Regions from separate parts of the Mus musculus genome. Here regions 1 and 3 are each linked to region 2. Evidence: chromatin loops called from intact Hi-C (ENCODE). Cell type or tissue: heart. All regions are shown on one strand. Region 1 holds the start of Prkacb (protein kinase, cAMP dependent, catalytic, beta). Region 2 holds the start of Spata1 (spermatogenesis associated 1). Region 3 holds the start of Ssx2ip (synovial sarcoma, X 2 interacting protein).

Region 1 (8,000 bases), 310 kb before region 2:
TGAGTTCGAGGTCAGCCTGGTCTACAAAGTGAGTTCCAGGATAGCCAGGGCTACACAGAGAAACCCTGCCTTGAAAAAAACCAAAAGAAAAAAAAAAGACAAGAATGTTTTTACAACAACGACAATAACAAAACCAATTTTTAAAGCAGTTCACGCTGGTTTTCCTGTCTACACAGCACTGCATGCTCATAGGTTAGTGAAAATATGCTATGGAAGGACTATCTTTCTCTGTACGCCCTGCGTCCTGCTGTGACAGTCTGTAGAAAGACGAAATACAGGCTTACCTCATGCTTGCTTATGGTGTAGCAAAGTGATTGGTGGCCAAAAGCAGCCAGTGCTCCATTCGACCATTCCAGGACAGCTGGACAGCTAAAGATTTTTGCCATTTGTACAATTCAGAAAAACCTGATTCTGAGATCGTCTTTTAGATTGTACGTGCATGCTGATTTCCTATTGAGAATGCTTTTCTAATCATCAAAAGTTTCATGTGTACAATTATAAGTGATCATTAGCATTAACTAATCAATAACCATACTTGTAAAGCATAATTACCTAGAAACCCCCACCGCCGTATCAATCCTGCATATGTGTCTAGTGACCAGCATGAATGACAAAAGTAACTAGGCATAATTTGGTGCTGTCTTTGAACATTATTTTCAATCACGGGTCTCTAATAATAGGGCAGACAAATAATAATTGCTAAGTGAGCAGTATAAACAAACCATAATGATAGCATGGAAAGGATAAGAAATTCAAAATTGCTGATCATGGTTTCTATAAACAACTGATTTACTTTCCTCTTAAAATGGACAGAGAAAAAAAGAGATGACTTTTTTTAAAAAAAATTTACTTATCGTCAGGATGTTGTGAGGGTATACATAACTTCCTTTTATGTATGCGTGTATGCATGTTCACATAACGTGGACACACCTGTGTGTGGAGGCACACATGTGTTAGCATGTGCAGGCTCCACACTGATGTTAGGAGTCTCCCTCCATCATTTCCAACCTTCTATGAGGCAGCGTGACTTGATGAACCTCGAGTTCTTAGTTTCTACCCTCTGGCTCACCTCTCCTGGCTAGTGAGCTTGCTCTCAGGATTCCACCTCTTCCTCCTTCCCTGGTAGCCAGCATCCCCAGTCTTGTGAGCAGGCTGTAGAAACACTAACCTGGTCCCCAAGTTTGCCAAGTAAGAACTTTACCTGATGAGCCATCTCTTAAGATCCCACGTTTCTAAGAGGTGCCAACGGCCTCTTTTCCAAATGAGTGATAAATGAAAGATTCTCTCTTACTAGAGACTCCTGATTGAAAATAATGTTAAGGGAAGAGAAAAATCATACACACTTTTATCATTTAAGCTAGTCTTCAGGCCTGTATACATAGTAAAAGTCACTGTTAGGGAGGCAACAGGAGTATTCTAAGGGGTCTAGGAAGGTCCTTCCCAGACAAAGTCGATAACATTTGGAGTGTATGTGATTTTTAGTAGACTTTTAACGTATACAAAACTCACATTCACAAAGCTAAAACTGGAAAAGGGTGTGATATCACTGGGTGCTGACAAAACCTCATATTCTGTGGTCTACTTGTTTTCTTTTCTCCACCACTCACGCCCCCGTCTCTCTTTGAGACAGAGTCTGTGTAACCCTGGCTACCCTGGAGCTCACTATGTGGACAAGGCTGACCTTGAACTCAGAGATCCACCTGTCTCTGCTTCCTCACTCTGGGATTATCGGTATGGGCCCAGTGTTCCCTTAGTATTGGTATTCTGTTTGTATTTAGTGGAAACTTAGGAAACAATATACCCAACATTCTCACGGACTAAACTAATTGTCTATCTTTCCAATTCAGTGACATTTCATATGGAGGGGATGCAATTCACCACAACACAGATGTCTGTCTGACTTACAGTAGAAACAAAAGCCACACCTTTTCCCATTAATTTATTCATTTTACATCCTGATTGCTCCCCCATCCCAGTCTCCTCTCACACAGTCCCTCTGCCCATCCCCTCCCCTTCACATCTCAGAGGGTGAGCCCCCCCCAGTATCCTCCCCACTCCCCTCCCCCGACCCTGGCACATCAAGTCTCTGTAGGGTCAGGTGTATCCTCTCCCACTGAGGTCAGACAAGGCATCCTAGTTAGGGAAACAGGATCCACAAACAGGCAATAGATTTAGGGACAGCCCCCTTTCCAGTTGTTGGGGGACCCACATGAAGATTGAGCCCATACTTGGAGCCCAGCTGCTTATCAGAGAGACAGAACACTTCTATCTGTCTTAATTAGGGTTTTATTACTGTGAAGAGACACTATGACCAAGGCAACTTTTATAAAGGACACTTAATTAGGGCTGGCTTACAATCTTAGAGGTTTAGTCCAATATCATCATAGTGGGAAGCATGGTAGCACGCAGGCAGAAAAGGTGACGGAGCTGAGAGCTCTACATCTTGATTCAGAGGCAGCAAGGAGGGACTGTGTCACTGACCTTAGCTTGAGCATAGGAAACCTCAAAGCCCACCCCCACAAGGCCACACTTCCTCCAAGGCTCCACTTCCTAATAGAGCCACTCCCTATGGCCAAGCATTCAAACACACGAGTCTATGGATGTGATGCCTATTCAAACCACCACACTATCCCACTTCAGTTTTTGTGGGGGGTTCTTTGGTTGTATCTAGGAATCCAAAACGCCAGAGCTGATTAGCCAGAGAAACAGGTAAATTATCAATTTTACAAGTACTTGAAGATCTTCACAAATAGTAAAGTCTGAAGAAGTGACTGATACAGTATATATATATCGATGATAGTGCACTAAGTTCCTGGCATAGTCTGAAGAGATATATATGTAGGGGTATGTTTGAGAGTTATGTCACAGTTTATTCCAGTTCGTGGTATCCCCCAATTAATAGTATCTGGTGACTAAGGTTATTTTCTTATCTTGGTATGTAAAGGACATTTTCCCCACACAATATGGCTTGTTGAAATGAAAGAGCACCAATGGTCTATTCTGAAGTTATAACCTTTCAATTGATTTTAAATAGAAATAATAAATATACCATTCTGGCGCTTTTTGAGATGGTATGGCTTTACCTTCTTCATTTCAAGGTCTTCTAATTAGCTTTGGATAAGTCCTTTAATGTCTCTGTGCCTCTGTGGATCTTAAGTAAAACAATGATAGTCTTGCCACATTTGCATAGGGACTTTATGAGGAAACTAATTACTATTTGTACAACACTTAGAACGCAGTATACTTGGTGTACATGCTTGGTAATTTAACATAATTGCCAATAATAGAAGTATGAATCTGTTTAGAATCTTCCACTCACCGCTACTTTTTTTCCCCAATAACAAAACTTTTAAAATGTTCTGGGAAATCTCCTTAGCAGCCAACAACCATCCGTTCATTACGCGCCAACTGTGGTTTGTGCTGCAGACACAAAATAAACTTACATGGTCTCTGCCCTTCCAGAAGTTAATCTTTCTGTTCTAAATTTGGAATGCTTTTTTTTTAGATAGCAAAAGCTCAAAAAAAAAAAAAAAAAAAAAAAAACCAGAACAAAAACTACCAGAGGGCTAGGTGATTAATTTCTAATAACCTCACGGAAAAGCTCAAGTACTCTCAGATGCATGGAAGCGCAACAATCAATTGGGAATGCGTTTATTTTGAAATTTGTGACTGTGTTGATGCACATAACGTACTTGTGTAAAACAGGCAACACATTCCCATATCTCTCCTTAGAAAGCCTGACAGAATTTGTGAGGGCAATCAGGTGAGACCATGAAGAAGGAACTCGGGAAGGGATAAGCTGTCAAGAATGTTGGTGATTGACCTGGTGTGTTGGGAGAATACCTAGAAGAGCGAAGGGAAGAAGTTCCAATGACAGCTGGGAGCTGAGAAAAGACATTCCTGGCCAACGCTGACCTCAGGGTCAGCAGGGTCGGCAGGACGCGGAGGGGCGCACGCACGTCCCTGCAGCCACGCAGGAAGATCAAGCGAGAGCAACCACGGCGTGCGGAACGCGGGCCACACGGATGCGGGAGCAGGCCGAGCCCTGGCACTGTGCCCCCCGCCCGGCTCTGGGGCACCGGATGCCAGGCCGAGGAAGGATCTGGGGTGCTTCCAAACTAACGGTCCCCACGTCCCTCGCTACTTCGAGCTTAGCCTCCGCGGCCAAGCCCAGCATCCACGCAACAAGCAATAAGTTACCGCTACAACCCTGCACAGAGGGGCTCCCGCCCGCCGGGGGGCTTGACCGCGTCACTTCCGGCGCGCCCGCCCGGAAAGAGGCGGAGGTCGCAGTCCGGGTGTGCGGCTCCTGGGGACGCGCCGTGTCGGGGACGCGCGTGGAGGGCGGGCTCGGGAAGGGGGAGTGTCCGCGCGCCGCCGCTGCCGCCGCCGCCACCGCCGCCACCGCCGCCACCGCCACGGTCCCGGTCTCTGCCGGAGAGCTCTCAGCATCTCTCCCGGACACCCAGCCCCTCCGTGCAGCCGGACGCCGCGCTCTAGGGTCTGCGGGAGCCTAGCCAAAGCCTAGCCAAAGTTGCTGCCGACTGCGGGGCGGGCGGCGGGACGGCCCCGGTCCCCTCCCCTCCGTCATCCCTGCTTGCGGACTCCCGGGTCATGGGGAACACTGCGATCGCCAAGAAAGGCAGCGAAGTGGAGAGCGGTGAGTCGAGTCGAAGGCCCTGGCTGGGTTCCCGCCGGATGGGCCGCCGCGCGGTGCAGCGCCCTGGGCCGGTGTCCCCCCCAAGGCCGCGCGCGAGCCACGGGCCGGGCCTTGCAGTGGCCGCGGGGGCCGGCCGCCTCCTCCTCTGTCCCCTCCCCCACGAAGGCTCGGGGGTGAGGGCCAAGCCCCGGGGCTCACTGGAGAGAGGGAAGGCGGGCAGCGAGGTCCCTGTGATCCCCTTTCTTACTAGAGCGAGGAGGGCTGCCACGGTCTGGAACGCGTCCCCAAATATGGTCCTTTTGTGATCGCACCCTTAGCTCTTCTTTCTCCCAGAGCCCCCAACACCCAGACCCTCCTTTAAGGGAGCCACAGGTAGTACGTTTGGGTTGACTTGGCTTTTTCTCCTTCTCCTGGATGTATATCAGTTTTCTCACAAGGTGAGTGTCCGTGAGGGTCTCCAAAGGTGACGTTAACCCTTAGTGTCTAAGGCTCTTTCTTTCACCCAAGAGATTAGAGATGGCAGACATAAATACAAGCAGCAACTTTATCCATTCGAGGAAAAATAAGTGAGACAGCGTTGCGTTTACTCTAGACATCCAGGAATGTTCCAGGATGCCTGTAAAACTTAGAGGCATTTCAGAGTTGAAGTGCTTTCTTCCGAGAGCTGAAAGTTCAGACGTTCAGTACTGTGTACAAAATTTCAAGACAAAAGGGTCGTGGGAATTGAGTTTCTGTGTAGCAACTTGGTTTTATATGTAAGCATACACATATATGCGTGTTGTGTAACAGGCTGTGAGAAAATTGTGTGCCATTATTCGGCTCATATTATAATTTATAATTCACAATAATTAGAGAACGGTCCCTGACTTTTGTTACATTGCCATAGGTTAATGACATCTCAGTCCTTGAAGTAAGTCTGACAATTTGTTCGTGTTACTGTAAGTAACGTCTTCCATTGTGTCTGTGTTTATAACAGAAGAATGAAGCCAATCTTGTAATTAGCTTGAAGCAAACAGCTTTTGATTCTCATGAACAAAGCAGAGTTGAGTTGACAGAAGAGAGTCTAGCTATTGCTTTTGTGGAATGTAAACAACAGTCAGATTTAACGGGTTATGTTTCATCAATAAGGTTCGTTCCAGGGCATGGAACAGCAGGGCAAACTGTTGGTGAGCATGTGACAACTTGAAAAGCCGATGTAGAATTAGGACTTCCTTGTTATCTTAGTAATTGTGCAAATGTAGTAACTAATTGTACAGACTCACAAAAAATGAAGTATGACAAAATACTATATCCATGTAACATTGCTTTTCCCCTATTTCTCTTGTACAATGTATGCTAATTGTGTTATGAAAATATGCTTGATAGTTGGATCAGCCCAGTAATTTTCTTAGCAAGTGCTATCTTGCACAGTTCTTATATTTTTAATGATAGTCCACTCTCCAGCAGTCTATACACTTCCCCTAGACGATATGCATTTAAACTAGCAGCTATGACAAAGTCTTGTGTGAACTTATTTATAGAAACTGAAGAACATTAGAATCATTTGAAAAATATTGTGAAGTGTCGAAAGAAGACAGCAGATGTCCCATGGGATATAGGAGACGGTCATGGCTCAGCTCTCAGGGCTCACAGGGGGAAGTGTCAGCCAGGTGTGCTGGTGCTCTTCTGTAGCAAAGAAGTGGTACAATGTCATAAAACGTAATGACAGAACATGGCTTACCACTCTGTCCCCAACTCTTCTGTGTACTTTTCAGATGAATTATTCCTGAAAATTTGTGGCTCATATTTTAAATGTAATCATTTAAATTTCTCTTGATACACAGAATACACTTTAAGAGATACACTTAAGAGTTTAGTCTACGAAATCATCCTAACTCAAGACCCAACCAAGTGCCAGACCTGAAGAAACAAGAATTGAGATCATGTTATCAACGAGAGAGTAAAGAACAGCTCTGAGGCTCTGACTACCTCTGCATCACTAATTAATCTGTCCTCTCTCAGAGTAGCTACCACCTGCTTGGGTTTCCTCGTAGACCTGTGGACAAGATCCTAAAGTGTCACTTACTGTGTAGCATCAGGTGAAAGGCAGAGTGTCAGTGCTGGAGCTGAGAGTAAATTAGACCACAAGACGTTACCAGCAGCACAGTGTTTGGTTTGAAGAGCTAATTAAAGATAGGAAGGTAAGATTTGCAGTTTGATGAGGAAGTGCCTCCCACAGACAGGGAATTCTAGAGCTTAATTCTAAAAATACTCCCAAGGAATGAAGTTGGGTATAAAGGTAAATGAACAGGCTTTGGGGGGTTGTTTTTGTTTTGTTTGGGGGAGGTTGTTTTGTTTGGGTGTTTTTTTTTTTTTGTTTTGTTGTGTTTTTGTCAGTGTTGTTTTAGTTTGCTTTGGTTTGCTTTGGTTTTGTTTCTTGTTAGCTTTGAGCACCCAGGGCCTTGCTCCTACACCCACAAAATTAAAGGATTCCATTCTGATCATCACAGTTTCTAGACATAAATTACTTTGAATTCCTCAGAGAACTGGGTGTTTCAAAGAACAACTTTCGCCATTATATAAGTCTCCCATGTGTTTTTAAAATTACTCTTGAAATAAATGTCTTCCAAAATTTGAGTATACTTATTTTTCATCATTTAATACACAGAACCTTAAACTTTTAGAAACAGGAGGCTACAAGTCTCAGAGATGTGTTCAATCCTTGTAAGTCAAGAATGTTTTATTTTTGAGTTAAGTATGTTATTCACATAGCCTTATTAATACAAAAAGAAAAACAAGCAAACAAAAAAACTCCATGCTTTTTGTTCTTTTAAAAAATATATTACATCTCCAAGCTGTCTGTGGAGCTATGTATTACAGATGTAACTATGTCCAGGTCAATGGGTGAAAACTGCTGGGCGTTAATTCTCCCATGAGTAGAGTAGGAAAGCCACCCTCTACCCCAGTGGTTATATAATGGTTTTTGGAAATGACCTTGAAGCTTAGACTGGGTGAGGTGGCACACACCTTAAATCCCAACACTGGAGAGGCAGAAGGCTGATCTCTTTGAGTTCAAGGCTAGCCTGCTCTATACAAAGTTGAGGCCAGCAATAGTGGCATTGTGAGATATTGCCTCAAAAGAAAGAGAAAAGGAAAAAGAGACCTTGAGAGTAGGAAGAAACTGATCAAAGAAAGTCATTAGTAGATCAAGTTCAGCAAATGCAAACTTCTTAACGTTTTGGAGAACTAATCTGGCACTTGGCACACATTGCCATACATACATTTCAAACCCTGTGGAATGGCTCTGATGTTACCCCATTTTCAAACTGGATAAAGAAGTGCTGTGTAACTTGTTAAAGGT
Region 2 (8,000 bases):
ACTTTCATAGGCAAAAACTCTTAACAACTGAGTCACATCCCCCATTATCTTGTTATTAATATGTAGTATTAATAGTTCAACAAAAAGATCTTAACATTATAGGGAAATGGTCTTGAAAGCAAACTGGAAAAATGCCCATGAACCTAAGGTAACCAGCACAGAACTAAGAATTCAATGTTCTTTAAATTTATACCCATCCATATACTACCTTGCAATTAAGAGTGACATACACCTACCATTTTATATATATTCTGGTTAGGAAATACAGGATATAATAAACAATACTGAAGTCCTATTTGGGTTGTACTATATACACGTATCAACACTGCCAAATCACATTTGTGGCAAATACAGTGTTTCTTGAAGATAGGCTGCTCAGAAAGGTTGTTAGACTGGGCCTGAGTTTGATCTCCAGAACCCACATTTGAGTGGAAGGAGTGATCAAACTCTACAAGGTTGCAGCTCTCTTAACTCCCCGTGTGTACCATGGCATGCATGCTCACATACACACACCTTTTAAATTAACCAGAGCAGAAGTGCCTGGCTCTGTAACTTAAACAGTTGAGTTCAAAGCTGGTCCAGCTACTTGGCAAAACCCTATCTCAAACTAGCTGATTGAACACAAATACCGACACAACAAAGTGGATGGGTAAGCAGACACTGAAAAACTAAAAATGCACTCAAGCCATTTAATTCCTGTGTTTACTCTTAATCTCAGTTATCTCTAAGATTACAACAAATGCCTAAAACCCAGGCCCTAGATGATAGCTATATTGTGACCTAGGGATCAGTCACCCTGGATAAGTTAAACTCAGCTTCAATCTACCTGTGTTTGGCTTATACAACAATTCAGTATAATACGTCTCATGTGACTCATGGACTGAATATTAGAGGTTCCTGCAGTTCTTAAACGCTTGTACAAATAACCCACACCCTGCTTTGCCTCTTAAAAGTGGCTACTGTATGGAAGGTAAAGTATGAGTTTTCAGTGTTACAGCATTTGGTTTTGTTCAAGATCAGCAGTTAGCATGAAGTGCCTGTTAATTCCTTTCCCACACATTTCTCCAAGTACCACGATGTATGGACTGTATCTCTAGGCACAGAATCCTAGGGAAGGAACGGTGAGAAACCTAAGGCTGTTTGACTAACAGTGCTCCAGGCCGCTGGGGTGCACTCCTTTAATCCCAGCAGGCAGAGGCAGGCAGACCTCAGCTTGAGGCCAGTCTGCTCTACAGAGAGTTCCAGGAGAGCCAGGGTTATATGGAGAAACCCTGTCTCAAGAAAACAAAACCCAGCATTCTAAACAGCAACCTTGAGACTTAAGATGGAATGGCTGCTAGTACCCAAGCCACAGAGCAGCCACTATCTACCATCCAGGAGGTTGACACTGCAAAACTATTAGTCAGGCTTCCAAATGTCCTGACCTACCTGAGAGTTTGGTAAAAAAAAGCACTTGTAATTACCACCTAAACGAATACAATAGTAAGTTTATGCTAGCTTTAAAATGTCACACACAAAAAGCACCTAGCATAGGTGTGGTACATGGATGATATCAAATGGCACCTAACCTAATTTAGGAACCTAGATTAGACATGTAACATTCCCAAGTGAGATGAGCCTTGCCATGGAAACTTCAAAAACCTGTTTGTCTGTGGTGGCTCGAGTCATCCCAGTGAGAAGCCTTCAGAAGAATTAGGACGCAAGGCAAGAGAAGCTAGGAGGTAGCCACAGAGCAGGTAGGGTTTTCAAAGAAAAGGAAGTCCTCCTCTGGGAGCTAGCTCACTGCTTTGGGCCACCAGGGTTAAGTACCGCCACTGTAATTACTACACGTACCTGTCTTTATTTCCTCCCCCAACCCACTATTTTTTTCCTTCCTGGCCTACTTTATGACAGTTATTATATATGAATGATGATGATCAATAGATCACTTCAAATTTCAGAGCTCTAATCTGGCCAAGACTAAGTCACTTGGATGAAAAGTGAGAATATGATTAGAGTCCAAACCAAGACTGATTGGGCGTCTCCCTACCCTCCTCCTATGGTTACCACAAGGAAGTTGAGCAGTCTCTGACATTTCTACTTGAGAAGAAAGCTAAATAGAAGCCTTCTCCAAAAGCACGTTAGAAATAAGGACTAGCCTGCTGAATATAAAATCAAATCACCTTGGAAACTGGCAGGGTCTAGCAAGGCGACTTATATTCTTGTTTCTTTTTATAATCACCGGGAAGTGTTTCACATGTAACCCGACCTATTACGTCAGAAAGAGGCCAAATCCGTTTAGGAGTTGAAAAAAATAAACCAAACGGTCCTTAGAGCCAAAGCGTCTGAATGCCTAGCTGTCTACCAACAAGGACAGCCTTTCCCTAAAAGTCAACAGCCCAAGACCCGACCCCCCAACCAGACCGCAAGCTCCCAGGCCAGCGGCCAGCGGTTTCTCGGGTAAACAGACACCCCAGCAAGGTCAGCCGAGCACGCCGCGGCGTCTGCTGCAAACACCTCTTTGTTCGAGGCTGGACCCCCACAAAGGTGGAGTCCGGAGACTCCCGGGACGATCCGCAAACAAAAGTTGCTCATCAGGCCGCCATCCGGAGCTACCCAGGCGGACTCGTGTGTGTTCAAAGGACGAGGGCTGGGAGTGAGCCTGGGTGAGACGTGCGAGACGGAAGTCGCTGGCGAGACCCGCCGGGGCCGCCGAGAGTCGGCGGGCGGCGGAAGGGCGGGCCCCCTCCTCGCCCTCGGCCCACAGCCCGGCCAGAGGAGCCGCGTGTCGGCTCGCGCTTCCCCCCAACCCCGGGGCCCACCGCCCGCCCACGCCCGCTCACCTTCACGCGGTTGAGCCCGGCCTCCAGCCGGAGCTGCTGGACCACCTTCTTCATGGCGGCGACGCTAGAAGAACCCGACATGGCGCTCGGGACAGCCGGGCCGACTCGTCAGTCCGGGCAGGGGGCGGCAGGTCGCGGGACGGCGGGGGCGGGGCTCCGAACTTCGTCGAAGTTTCCGGGGCTGTGCGCGCCGCGCATGCGCGCCGACGCCCCCTCCCCCTCCCCCCGGGACGGCCGCGGGCTCCCCCCGCGCGCGCGAGAGAGAGAGAAGGGGCGGAGCGGCCGGTGGGCGCGGTGGCGACGGGGGCGGTGCGGCCCGACGCCCGGCCGGCGCCTTCCGCCTCTGGAGGGGCTGGGTAGGGCGAGGTAAGAGGACGCCCCGGGGCGGACTCGGGAGCGCGGGGAGGGAGGTCCGCGACCGACGGCGGGGTGAGGGACGTGGCCGCGCTGCCTCGGGGCGTCCGTGACACGTCCCAAGTCCCGCCAGCTCAGCCCTGTGTGAGGCGCCCTCGGGTGAACCGGCGGCGCCGGCCGCAGCTCGCCCAGCCCGGGGCCCAGGGCGCCGTAACGGACCCGGGCCGCGGGACCCTGGACGGTCGGAGGCTGGCCTGTCGCCGAGAGGTGCGAGCCGCCCCGCACAGCTTCCTGTTAGCCCTGTCTTTCTGGAATCTGTCCCCCGTGCTTTTTTAAAAAATAAAGCGTTCGCGTTCGGGGATCGTTTGCTCTTTTGATGTCCCTGTAATTGCTGACTTCGTGCTTGTAACTGATGAACCCCAGAGGGGTTTTCAGAAGGACTCAAAAGTTTAGTAAGATTTAAATTAGTCCTGTTGAGACCTAACATCTCTAAACAGGAGGTTCGTCGTGAGTGCTGTTTCTTTGGGATACTGAGAAAAATGACATGGTTTGCTCTGGGCCAACACATCGCGTTACTGAGCAGTTAATATCAGTTTGGGGTTTTACCCAGTCCTTAACAGTGACCATCTAAGAAACTTGGGTTTGAATTTAGCCCTGGTGTGCTTGGGCAAGCCGTTTAAACTGCCGAAGTTAAAACGCTCCCTGGATTTCTTGGAAAAAAAAAATGAAACGAAATGAAATTATATGTGTAAAGAATACGAAAACTGAGGCTGGAAGATGGCAGTTAGAGGACTGGGGAACTGAGCCCTCGTGCAGAGGACCTAAGGTCACACTTCCCACCACCCACACTGGGCAACTCAAAAGCACCAAGTCCTGGGCTACTGTCACCCTCACTGGAGTCTGGGAACGTTTGCATTCACACACGTACATTAATTAATACATAATTTAAAAAGTGAACGAACAAACCATATTGTTTGAGACAGGGTCTCACTTTGTAGTTCTGGCTGGCCTGAAACTCCATGTAGACCAGGCTGGCCTCGAAACCCACAGCCTTCCAAGCATTGTGATTAAAGGCTTGTGCCTCCAAAATAAATTAATTAATGCAAAATGTAACACAAATATTTTACTTTGTGCCTTGTTACCTGTAATGTATGCTAAAATGCAGATTTCTAAGATTAACGTGTAACTTAAAGTTCTACTTTATATTAGTTACAATAATACTTAAGAACTATGGAATGTGCTGGAAGACATTTCAAAGAAGATTTTACATGGTACAGAACCCATTATTAAGGAAATGTTGAGGAATAAACAAATTTGTCTTAGTCTCAGAAAGTTTATTGTTTTCTTTTCCCCAAACTATTGAGCTAGGAAACCAGAGTGTATTGCTGTCTCACACACCAGATGCTATCATAGTTTTATGGTATGTCAAATAAGCAATACATATTGGGATAGAAAGGAAGGAAAATAAGATTGCCTTTAAATTCATTTACATTCGAAGATATGAGTATTACATACAGTTCATGAACTATCAATATCTCCTAGTAAAAGCTTTTTTAACCTTCCACGATGTTCTAAAATATTTCAAAGGCTTTACCATGTGTTTACATATTAGATGATTAAAGATAGACTTTGTTATCAAAATGGGCCCTGGACTTGGTTCTAAAAAATTCCTACAACATAGGTTTCCCAATTTTTTTTCCTGTTACATACATGCAATACATTTCTTTCTATGGCTTTGCTAATATGTTGTTGGTATAATAATTAGTTTTCATTATTGAATATGGAACTTATAGGGAAATTTTGGTAAAGAAATGTTTGCAAAAGTGTTTAAGATAGCCAATGAAGATTTGTATTTTTAGTCAACATTTATGCATATTTTCACCCATTTTTCAGGAAATGGGGCATTAAGTATTTTTACTCTAAAATGTTACATTTCTGTCCTCCTATCTTACCACATTAGCATTCACCTTATGCTATGAGTTCTGTCTTAAACTCCGAAGGCCAAAATGCTAAAGCTTGATTGCCTGCCTGTGGACTATTGGAAGGTTGAGCCTTTATGGAGTAAGGCCTAGTGGAAGGAAGGCAAACATGCCATTGATAGGGGTATCAGGACATTTGCCTCTTCCTCAGTCTTTTCATTTCATATCAAAAGTTTCTGTCATGTGTCCCTGCCACAATGTACTATACTGCTACAGGCTCAAATCAACAGGTCAAGGCATCATTATAAATAGACTTCATTCATCAATTAGTACTATAAGACTTAAATATACCCTAATGGTATGTAGGTTCAGAGATGTCCCTGGGCACTTCGTTTATTTAACTAACACAAGTTACCTTTTAGGAGGGTTAGTACTTTATTGGGTCACCCGTGTACTAGACAGGACAAAACTCTCAGAACAGAAATAGAACCTGAATTTATCCTAATCAGAGAGATCTGTGTCTTTCTATCATCTGCCATAAGGTTGACTGTATTCTGATTTCTCTTAGTTGAAAGGTATTATCACTACCCGAATGAATCCAAGAACTGGAAAGAATCTTACGCTCAAGTCATTTTCTCATTATGACTGAGGCATAGACCACAGTGAATGGCCTTATATAGTTTGCAGGACTAGAACCCTGCTTTGCTAATGCTCAGTCCCTGTGATTGCTTTCTATGGAGTTCTGATAGATGTAAATATAGCCTCAGTCAACTCCCAATTTTAGTGGTCACATGGGATTTCTAGTACACTAAGTATCTCTTTGTATTTGCTAGCCTCAAACAATAACTAAAAATTTCTCAAATCCTTATTTACTTTGAGGAATACTAGAAATTTTTAAAATTTGATTTTAGCTCTGGAGCTGAGTGTCAAAGTTATTTTTATTTTTTCAGTCACTTGATTTTTAACATTTGGTTCTGGGGGCTCAAACCTAAGGGCTTTGCATGTACTATGCAAGTGATCCCCAACTGCACTGTACCCCCAGACTAAACAACTCACTTTTAGACACATTGGTAATTGTTGATTAAAATTAGTATACAAGATAAGATTGATCATCCGTTCTTGACAGGAAGGTTGTAAGGTAAAATATTGTAGTACGTAGAGGAGTCTATATTAGAACTGTATAGTCCTCTTCGCTTTGCTCGTCAGATTGCTTTATGTTCTAATTGGTATTACTTTGTCCATTTGTCTGGAAATCCAAGTGTTATGTTAGGATTTAGTATGTGAAATGTTTTGGTTAGGATTAACTTGAAATTCTAATCATGCCCAATTTTAATTTAAACTTGTTATTAATTAAATAACAGATTCATTCAAGTTAGTAAAGCATTGAGTGAGGTTATTATTGTAAAGATAATGTAGACAAGTCATGAAAATTGATTCTATGTGAAACTTCAAAACTTCAGAGGCAGGCAGATTTCTGAGTTCCAGGCCAGCCTCGTCTACAAAGTGAGTTCCAGGACAGCCAGGGCTACACAGAGAAACCCTGTCTCAACCCCCCCCCCAAAAAAAAAACCCAAACAAACAAACAAACAAACAAAACTAGAACTATGTCACAGATAAACCAAACAGGAAGAAAATCAAAGGTTGAGAATTTTAGCAGCAAAAATCCTGGCCTTTGTTGCTTATAACTAGTTTTATCTAGCTTTCCTGTTACCATGCATTTGCTTAGTCAATCTGTTTTTAAAATCTATATAACCTCAAAAAAGTACAGCTTTCTCATGGTATGAGCATGTCTAGTGGCTATGATGACTGCTTCATAACGTCTTTCCCTATATTGTTTCCTTAGCAGCTACCAAATTATATTTGAAAACTTTGGGAGGGTTCCCGCCACCAAATCTTATTCCTAACGGACTTAGCTTCCTAACAGGCCCTTTTATTTGTTTTTAGCTATCTAAAACTTCAGTCTCAACCAGGCGATGGTGGTGATACACATATTTAGTCCCAGCACTCAGGAGGCAGAAGCAGTTAGATCTTTGCATTTGAACCCAGCCTGGTCTACAAAGTGAGCTCCAGGACAGCCAAGCTACACAGAGAACCCTGCCTTGAGGAAGGAAAAAAAAAACAAAAAACAAAACAAACAAACAAACAAAAAAAACCACACAGACAGACAGACACAGACACAAATAATTTGGTCTCTATTACTTGTCCAGCTAGAAATGTCTAAACATGACTAAAATAAATATTGCTAAATATTGCTACTTTGCTATTACTTGAGAAAAAGCACACTAGAGTGTAGTTTACCAAAAAACAATAGTGAAGTAGATCTTTATTGATAGTTCTTGAGTTCTCTTAATTACAAGTTTGTTCTGAATTAATATATTTAATATATCTGCATAAAGTTTTCAGTTTCTTAATTCAAATACTATTTAGCTAATTCATACTTATATAAGTGGTACTTTAAATGTTATTTACTGACTCTATTAGTTGTTAATATGACCCAGTCAGTGCCCCAATAATCGAAGCCGAGTCCTATAGATGTATTTAAGCAGCTTAGCACAGTCACTGGGAATTACCCCTAATCTATTTTTCTATACGCTAGACCGTCTGCTCCCCAAGTACTTGCTGCTTGAGTCTCGCTTGGCTTAGTTCTGCTCCACTGGTCTGTTCTCAGGGGACATTTCACTTGGGCATGTGCGCCTGATTCATCACATCTAATGGAGACCTCTATTCTCTCCGTCCTTTCTCCTTCGTCTCCTCTTCCTTCCTTATGGTCCCTACATGTGATCCTCAGCCTGGTAACTGAAATTTAGCCTACTTACATTCTGCCCAGTAATTGGATGTAGCCACTTTTATTTAACCAATAGCTTTAAATTGGAGAGCAAGGTTTATATAGTATTACATGGTATAC
Region 3 (8,000 bases), 94 kb after region 2:
CTCGGCAAATGAAGTAGTTTGCGGTCATTATGGGCATCTTGATGGAAACACACACAGAGGACAAAAATAGGAGCTGGACAACCTGAGCTGGGTAGGAAGGACATGTTCTCTCAAGTAAAAGCCTGTGTTGGTACTAGGCCCAGTGTCACGCAGGGCAGACGAATAAGACTAATGAAACTGGACTTGGGAGAATGTGGAGACAAGGTCAGGGCAGAGCTCACAGGGATGCTTACAGAAGTGTTCAATGGAGGTTACAGTTGAGGGCAGACACAGCCAACCTTTTGACATTGTGAAATGAAATTATCATCCACAAAATTCACCTGTGAGAGCCACACAATCCAGTTCCATAAAACAAAAAACAAACAAAACTCAAGATGCTTCACCCACGTCTTTATTTTCAGTACTTGTGATTTTGTGTGGAGTCACATTCTAGGTACACAAGTCACATTCTAGGTACCTGGGCACATGGACGAGCCAATGCCCTTATCCTGCCTGTGACATGTTCCCTCAATTAAAGCTTTTGATCAGTGTGTCTATAGTTTTCTTGCCTTGGTTTTGAGACAGGGGTTTCCGAGGCCCAGGATAGCCTCACACTCAAAATCTGTCTTTCTGGCCTCCAGTGTGCAAGGATTTTACATGTGCCACCAGGCCTGGCTAATCACAAACATAACACATAGTGGGTGTTCCATATGCTCACTATTTCTATATGTATTACCATGGCACACGTATGTAAAGCACAACTGATTACAACAGGAAGTAGGTCATACATAGTAGTAGCATCCCTCTTGCATTACAAACAGGACCTGTCCTGTGGTGATGGATGGAGCACCTGACTAGAGAGACTAGGAAGGAAGGACATTCATACAGCTGTAGTCAGACAGTTCTGTTCAGTTTCCATTAAGACTTGCTATTGATTCCAGCGTCTCATCTCTGAATCCCACACGGCTTCCGCCTGACATTTTTGGACCTCCCATCCCTCAGGGTCTGCCCCGGGCCAAGACTGGTTTTGCTGGTGACTGCATCTTCATTGCTTCTAGATCTCCAGTCCTGGCACAGAAGACAACTTAACAAAGACCCGCCTGAGACAGCCATCGCTGCATTTCCAAGGCTCCTGTCAGCTTCAATTACGTGCCTGGTGAAAAGCTTTCAGGTATTATCTAGACCATCAAGGTCCAGAGGCCATGGACTATGCAAATTATTACCTAGGCAGACATACTACATCAGAAGCAATATAATCCCCAACAAACCCTTTAGATATTCCTTATTGCCCTCTGGTCAAGGTTCACAGCGCTGTTCTTAACGCTTGTCGCTAATGCAGCTCCGGCTGCACATGGACGACACCAACCACCTGTAACCTGCACCTGCTCTGCTGTGCCCAACGCACAGTTGCTTGGCGAGCGCCTGTCAGGACACAACTGAAAGGCCTTCTTTCCTAAAGCCCGCCCACATTTGCATTTCTCCCCTTCTCCACACAAAACCTCCTAAAGTACAAAATGTTCAGAGCAACACATCTTTTTGTCCTTGGGCCTGGCAAGTAGCAGCTGAGTGTCTGACAATAAATGCTTACTGAAAGAATAGATTTATTAACAAACAACAAATCTGTTCCTACACAAAATATTGGACCAGCATCACATGGTATCAATCTAGGTTTTTCCATTACTAATAATGGATGGTGTGTTTCTCTACTGTCTCATTCTATAGGCTCATGGCTTTAAGGTAAGATGTACGCTCACAACCACCTAACCATAATTGCCCAAGACACACAACAGACTCACACAGCCTCGTTATGAACTAATGGCTAAGCCAACAAGGTGAGTCCACAGCTACTGTAAAAGATACAGGAAGCTAACACTAAAAATCACTTTTGAAACTGAGCCTAGAAACCTATAAGCCCAGCTTCTGGGAGGCTGAAGCAGGAGAACTGCAAGTTCAAGGACTGCTTGGGCAAGCTAGTAACAAGGCAGCCTTGCCTCAGAATCAAGGCGCACCGGGTTTCACTGCTCAGCAACAGAACCCTAGCCTTGCATGTGCATGGCCCGGCTTGGTCTGGTTCCCCAAGGAACGTGTGAGGTCGTTCAGAATGAAAGGTGTTTGTTTTTTATGAAGATCTGTATGTTGTTCTACTTTGTCTGGGACTCCTAAACTCACGCGTATCCCCTACCTTAGCCTCCCAGGGAGCTGGGATAAAGACAGGAGCAGTGTGTGTGTGTGGGAGGGGGGGGGGCTTACTGCTCCAATGTAAACATGATTCAAGTCCCTGTGGAAAAGTGTTTTCTAGGCGCTCTCTCCCCCCCCTCTCTCTAGCTGAATGCTAAGTGAGGGCACTTTCACAAAATCTGTATCCTAACCGGTTTGGGCCGACAAGCTGGTTTGTCCAGTTTTCCCATTTTAAGAGAGCCCAAGTACATAATTTGACTGGGCTGGGTTGGAGGCCTTCTGGGCTAACATGAACAGTTAACTTTTCCATGGTGCGTACACCTGCCTGAGCAAGCCTAGGATGCTGTGGACTTAACAAGTCTTGTCACAAGGCTCAAGTGTGTCATGGATCGAGTTTCACATTTCATCCTGGAGTGGCCCGGCCCCAGCAGTTATCTCCAAGCTGCTGTGGCCCTGTTACTTAATCCCTGGACCTATTATCTTCCCTGTACAGATGGAGAACAAGAAGGAAAGGAAGGGTGTAAAATGACAGGCTGTAGGGGCCCCAACAGTTACCAAAGAAAACGCCCCGGTTTGAATTCTATCCATTCCTAATCCTCTCAGAGAGCCACTTTGTACGAGGAACTTCTGTGCACACCGGGCAGGACAAAGTGTCGACTGGGAGCACAGCTTTTCTTGTTTAGTTTGAATGAACACTCTAAGCTTCGTGGGCCCACAGGCTCTTGGGGAGTAAGGAGATTGGATGGCTTAAGTTTTGCTAGCTGGATCGACGGTTTTGAATTTTATCCAGCCTCGTAAATGTGTCACGTCATATACAGACCTTTCCGTTCAAGATCAAATTTGGGACTAGAAAGGTTTTCCTCCGGAACCTTGCGGGCTCCATGGTAGCACTATTTTCAGCTAACTCCAGGCCTGGACTCTAAACTGAATTGAAGCAAATATCAAATCCAGAAGGCTCTCATCCTTGGGCTCCACCTTTCATCCAGCCTGGATTCTAGAAGAAACTCCCGGCTCTCACAACTGCATCGGCGTGGCTGGTTATGAATCTGACACGCAGGACTAAGGAGCCTGAACTGTGGGTATTAATGTAAAGATTCCTCTACTGGTGCTGATGGGGAATTATTGGGCAAGTTTTATTTCCTGGGCCCAGGTGACTTGCATAACCCAGCAATCTGCACCAGGAGAAATATGTGCTGACCCGGACAGAGCTCACCATTTACGCACTCTACACCACTGGAAAATCCGGGGCCAAATAATTTCTCAAACAAGCCTGCCCCTGCGATGATGTAAGTTCTTCCCCTAAACGTGGGGCTGGACCACTATGAGCCACCTACCCCTGCAGCAGCGGCAGACCTCACTCGCTAAGTCCTGCGGCAGCCTCGGAGGACTCGCCAAGCCCGCGCGGTCGGGCCAAAGGGACCCCGCGCGCGCCCGCGCCGCATCCCGAAAGGGCGCGGGGCCCCCCCAGCACCTACCTCGCACTTTCCGCTGCAGGCGGCGGGCAGCAACGCTCTCCAACCGCTGCAACGGCCGCGACGAGCCCGCCCAGAGTCGGCCCCGGTGCCTGCGTCCACGTCCAGCCCGGTGCCCTCCTCCCCGCCTGCGCGTCACAATCCCGCCGCTCACCGTCACGGCTCCGGGAGCGGCTCACGCCTCCCGCAGCCCGCGGGCCCGCACCCGCGGCGGCACGCAGCGGCTCCGCGCAGCCTCCAGCCCGCCCGGTCCGCCCGGCCCGCCTCTCGCCGCTTTCCTCGGCGGGCGCCCATCCCACCCCGCCCCGCGCTGGCGCCGCCCATTGGCTCCGCCGGTTGCCAGGCGACGAACAACCGCGGCCCGCATTGGTCCAGCGAGGACTAGCCTCCGACAACCCCCAGCAGACGCCAAGCCGCTCTCCCCCGCGCAGCTGCGGCTACCGCACCTGTTACACCCGGGGTCACCCGGCCGCTGCTCCCCGCCCCCAGCTCTCCACGGGGACAAGAGGAGGGTCCTAGCCGCTTTAGAGCCGGGCCTCTGAGGCCACCCCTGAACCCCAATGCTCTCTGGAGAACCAGGTGCGCTCCCCAGAACGGAGAGACACCGGGGCATTCCAGAATTAGGTCAGGCCCTGGAGAAGGAAGGTAGTGGCCTCTGGAATCAATGCGCCAATGCACAGAAATCCGTGTAAAACCAGGGCCAGGGTAGTGCGCGTGAAACCCCGAGTTCATTCCTCAGGACTGCACAGAACGCATGTGAGGGTCTGTGATCCGGCAGAATTGAAGTACAAGGTCATTGGCAGCTTGAGGCTAGCCTGGGCGTTATGAGAGAAGCTCAAGTAGTGAATAAAACAAACTAAGGCAAAGGAAGGGACCTAGGGAGGAGACAGCTGGAAAGGGAAACTAAGAAAAGGTACTTGTGAACTAGACCTTGATGAAAAACTCCCTAGGCCCTCTCCATGAGTGCCAAGAAAATGTAGGACAGTGGCAATTGGCCAAATCCACTTGCCTCTCCCTACTATTTTCACCTAAAGTTCCCCTGGGAAAGGAAAATGGAGAAACCTTAGTAAAGGGTAGGGTGGTGGGGTTCTAGCAAGCTGTTTACTCAAGAGGAAAAAAAAAAAGAGGTTTGGGGTTAAGTGGCTCCTGTGAGAACAAAACATCGTAAAAGGAACACAAGAAATACACCACTGCCACAGAAGAACAAGACAGAGAGGAACAAGGACTACACATGCCCACAGTGCTAGGTAGAAGATCAGAGTGCAGAAATGAACAATGGATTTGAAGGAGATTGGATGCTAAATACAGGTAGCAAGGATACATCATTACAAAGGCGCTTTGGAGCACAGTGCCAGTGAGAAATTACTGCCAATGACTGTCTTACTCTCGAAGTTAGACCATTAGTGGGGTGAGGTTGCTCCCTCTGCATCCGAGGGGGTGTTCTGAAAGTTCCCTTGTCCACTCTCCAAAACACTCCTTTTCCTCTCTCAAGAAACATCTTAACGTGGCATTTATTCTTTAAATGCTGAGTCCGGCTTGGCCGTGCAAGGGACAGCATGGTATGGTCCCACCCCTGGAACAGAGAGAGCAGGGCACGGGCCTCCATGAATGTTCAATGGCTGCTGTGGGCATAAGGCTTGTTTGTATAATAATGTACATATTCTATGTTCCTCCATCAGGGAATGCTCCCCGTTAAGGTTAATGATAATCAGAGACAGCGCAAGTCTGGGAGGCAAAAGTATGTCCTTAGCAAACACGGTAAACACTGTGACCTTCAGGGCTGCCCTTAAAAGGCTGTGGGAAAGAACTCTGAAAATGTGAGTTCAAGACTAAATTTCTCAACCAAGCAAAACATGAAGATGCGATATGAATTATATGAGGGGCTTCCCAGACCTAAAAGAACAGAGGCAGCTGCACTATAAGCCAGTTTGTCAGAAAGATACAAAGGCAGGCAGATCCCTGAGTTCAAGGTCAACCTGGGACAAATCTAATTTAGGTCCAGGCTTGGTCAGAATGGTAATCTCATGACAGAATCCCACCCAGCTAAGTTATTGTCTGTGCTTACAAAGACAGACTGATCTCTGAATTCACTTGCAGTGTTAAAAAAAAAAAAAACAAATCAAAACTGTGCTAGCTGTCTCTAAAAATGAAGGGGCTGGGTCAGGGAATGCTGATTTTTGGGATAATCAAAAGGGAACCTGGAATAAATGGCTTAATTGATATGCAAATAGAAGACTGGGCTTTTGGTCTACAAGAGATGAGCTATTCAGAGAGATTTTAGGATTGTTTTTCTAGCCAGAGAAAGCTGCCTTGTGCAGAGGGCTTTCTGGAAAGCTGTCCTGAGCAGAACATGAGCACTTAGCTTGTAAGGCCCACCACCATTTCACGTCCAGGGGTTGGTTGGTTGGTTTGGTTGTTTGCTTGGTTGGTTTAGTTTGTTTTGGTTTGGGTTTTGTTTGTTTTTTGCTTTTGTGTTTTGTTTTGTTTTGTTTTGCTGCTCTCAAACACGCCTCCTCCCTCCTCGCCTCTCCTCTCTCCGAGGCTGGTCCTTGGCCTCTGAAACAGTCATTTAAATGTATCACCACTTCACCATGGCAACAAAACCAGGAGCCTTCACTCCTGGGTTGCTAAGTCAGCTAGCTCAATCTGCTATGCTTCACACAGTACAGTACCAAGTCTCCCAGACGCGCTGTCCTTTGTATAGGTAACATCTATCCATGGGTAAGTACCATGCCACGGAAATAAAACTTGGAAAAAAAAAAAACTAACAAAAATCAATCTCAACACAAATAGCAGATTTTAATGAAAATGTATATTCCTTTAAAATCCCATGGTATTTAAAATCTTGCATACATCTTTACATGCAAAGACATGGTAGAAGGCATACAAATTTTCAAGTCGTTCCTACATTCTGTGACGCTATTTCTGGTAGTCTCTGGAACACTCCATTGTGTACTCATAAAAGACAGAGTGAGAAAGGCAGATGTCTCAATGTTACAGCCAAAGTAGCTTTGCCCTAATAGATTCCCTTTGGAGGGTTTTGGGGGAGACTCTCCCAAGGGTGCCACAGAGCATCCCTTGAGATCCACTGATCCAAACCTTTGTGCTTTGTCCCTCTCTGGCAGGGACAGATTGAGGGGCTGAGCACAGAAGCCAATTCCAGCCCATACATAATAGGAAGAAGGAGAAGGGCCCTTGGAGGGGAGCTCTCCCTCCTGCCAGACCATAAGGAGTCTTTCTCCTCACACCTTGCCAGGCCCCCTCCAGTTTCAGACTCATTTAGAACTGTGGTAGCACATGGTACAGCTGCGAGACAAAAGCACAAAGAGAACCGTAGAATCCACGTGTCGCCAAATGGCTAAAATTGACCCTGGCGGCTCTGCACAATAGCTCCGGACTGCTACTCACAAGAAGTAGTGCAAGGCTCATTGTTAAGGCTTTGGGGTCAGGTATTCAGTCAGTTACTTAGACAAGAAGATCCTGACTGATACACAGGACAAGGGAAGTACTCCAGGCGGTAGTCTGAAAGAAGACAGAGCGACATCTGTAGCCCAAAGCTGAAAGGGACCTTTCTGGGCTTGAGAGAATCACTTGGTATGGCCAGGAAAAGTGGGTTAGGCAGGGGTTTGCTTACAGCTTCCCTTGAGCTGTTTTCCTCTCCAGAAAAATTAAAGAAAGCATATGTAATGCTGCCTTTGTTTTCCGGAACATGAAAATGTTCACCCTTGCTCTTCTGAAGTCTACTCTGGCATTTAGGAAACCTTTATGAAACATAGATCTTGTCTCCTCTCTACTTTGACTCTGTCCTCATCATTAAAGCCAAAACCTTTTCAGCTACGAGGTTCTCATGACCTGACTCTCTCTCCACACAGTCGTTGTAGCCCTCAGGCCTCATATCCTACAGCTGTACCCACTAGCAACTAGTCTCTGTCTCCTTCACTGTTTCTCAGCCTGAGTAGACACCTCTGCCTCAGGACCATTTCACTGGCCACTCCTGTGTTAAGTGCTCTTCCCTTAGCATCTGTATTAGCTACCCCTCAACGCCTAAGGGTTTGCATTCCTCACACACACACACACACACATACACACACACACACACACACACACACACACACACACACACACACACACGCCACCATCTTTGTGAGGCCTAATTAGACACCTTCACTTAAAATTAGAATCCCTTCCAGATCCCAGGCATCCGGTTACCTTGCTCTTATCCAACCTTCAAGCACACTTTATCATTTCTTCTGACTGACTGTTTGATCCACTAGAATAAAGCCTCCATAAGCAAGGGCCGGCTTGTCTGCTGTGTCCTCAAGTGCCTGGGACTTTCCGTTGATTTTCAGTACTCAGTGACTGACCATTCAA

What was found. Hi-C counts contacts between places; a loop is a spot of excess contacts. Peaks named below come from ENCODE experiments on the same cell type or tissue, not always from the same donor. Only the 100,000 strongest peaks of a DNase experiment are listed, where the experiment ranks them.
Region 1: it touches region 2 in a loop (2.7-fold over the local background); 2 of 42 quality-filtered maps call a loop at or near these places.
Region 3: it touches region 2 in a loop (2.1-fold over the local background); 6 of 42 quality-filtered maps call a loop at or near these places.

The regions. Positions count from the first base shown.
Region 1 is chr3:146,809,298-146,817,297 of GRCm38, reverse strand. It overlaps Prkacb (protein kinase, cAMP dependent, catalytic, beta), which reads left to right and starts at 4,352. Exons shown (of 10, transcript NM_011100.4): 1 at 4,352-4,660. The coding sequence starts at 4,615. It overlaps LOC115486180 (a long non-coding RNA gene), which reads left to right and starts at 4,668. Exons shown (of 2, transcript XR_003954577.1): 1 at 4,668-5,097. In heart, no CTCF peak of the experiment used is centred here; a DNase peak (open chromatin) is centred at 4,267; H3K4me3 peaks cover 2,431 bases; H3K27ac peaks cover 1,791 bases.
Region 2 is chr3:146,494,843-146,502,842 of GRCm38, reverse strand. It overlaps Spata1 (spermatogenesis associated 1), which reads left to right and starts at 3,050. Exons shown (of 15, transcript NM_001316756.2): 1 at 3,050-3,188. Gng5 (guanine nucleotide binding protein (G protein), gamma 5) reads right to left here and starts at 3,007. Exons shown (of 3, transcript NM_010318.2): 1 at 2,823-3,007. The coding sequence starts at 2,903. In heart, no CTCF peak of the experiment used is centred here; a DNase peak (open chromatin) is centred at 3,132; H3K4me3 peaks cover 3,939 bases; H3K27ac peaks cover 3,020 bases.
Region 3 is chr3:146,400,568-146,408,567 of GRCm38, reverse strand. It overlaps Ssx2ip (synovial sarcoma, X 2 interacting protein), which reads right to left and starts at 3,926. Exons shown (of 14, transcript NM_001355661.1): 1 at 3,633-3,926. In heart, no CTCF peak of the experiment used is centred here; a DNase peak (open chromatin) is centred at 3,987; H3K4me3 peaks cover 3,169 bases; H3K27ac peaks cover 3,015 bases.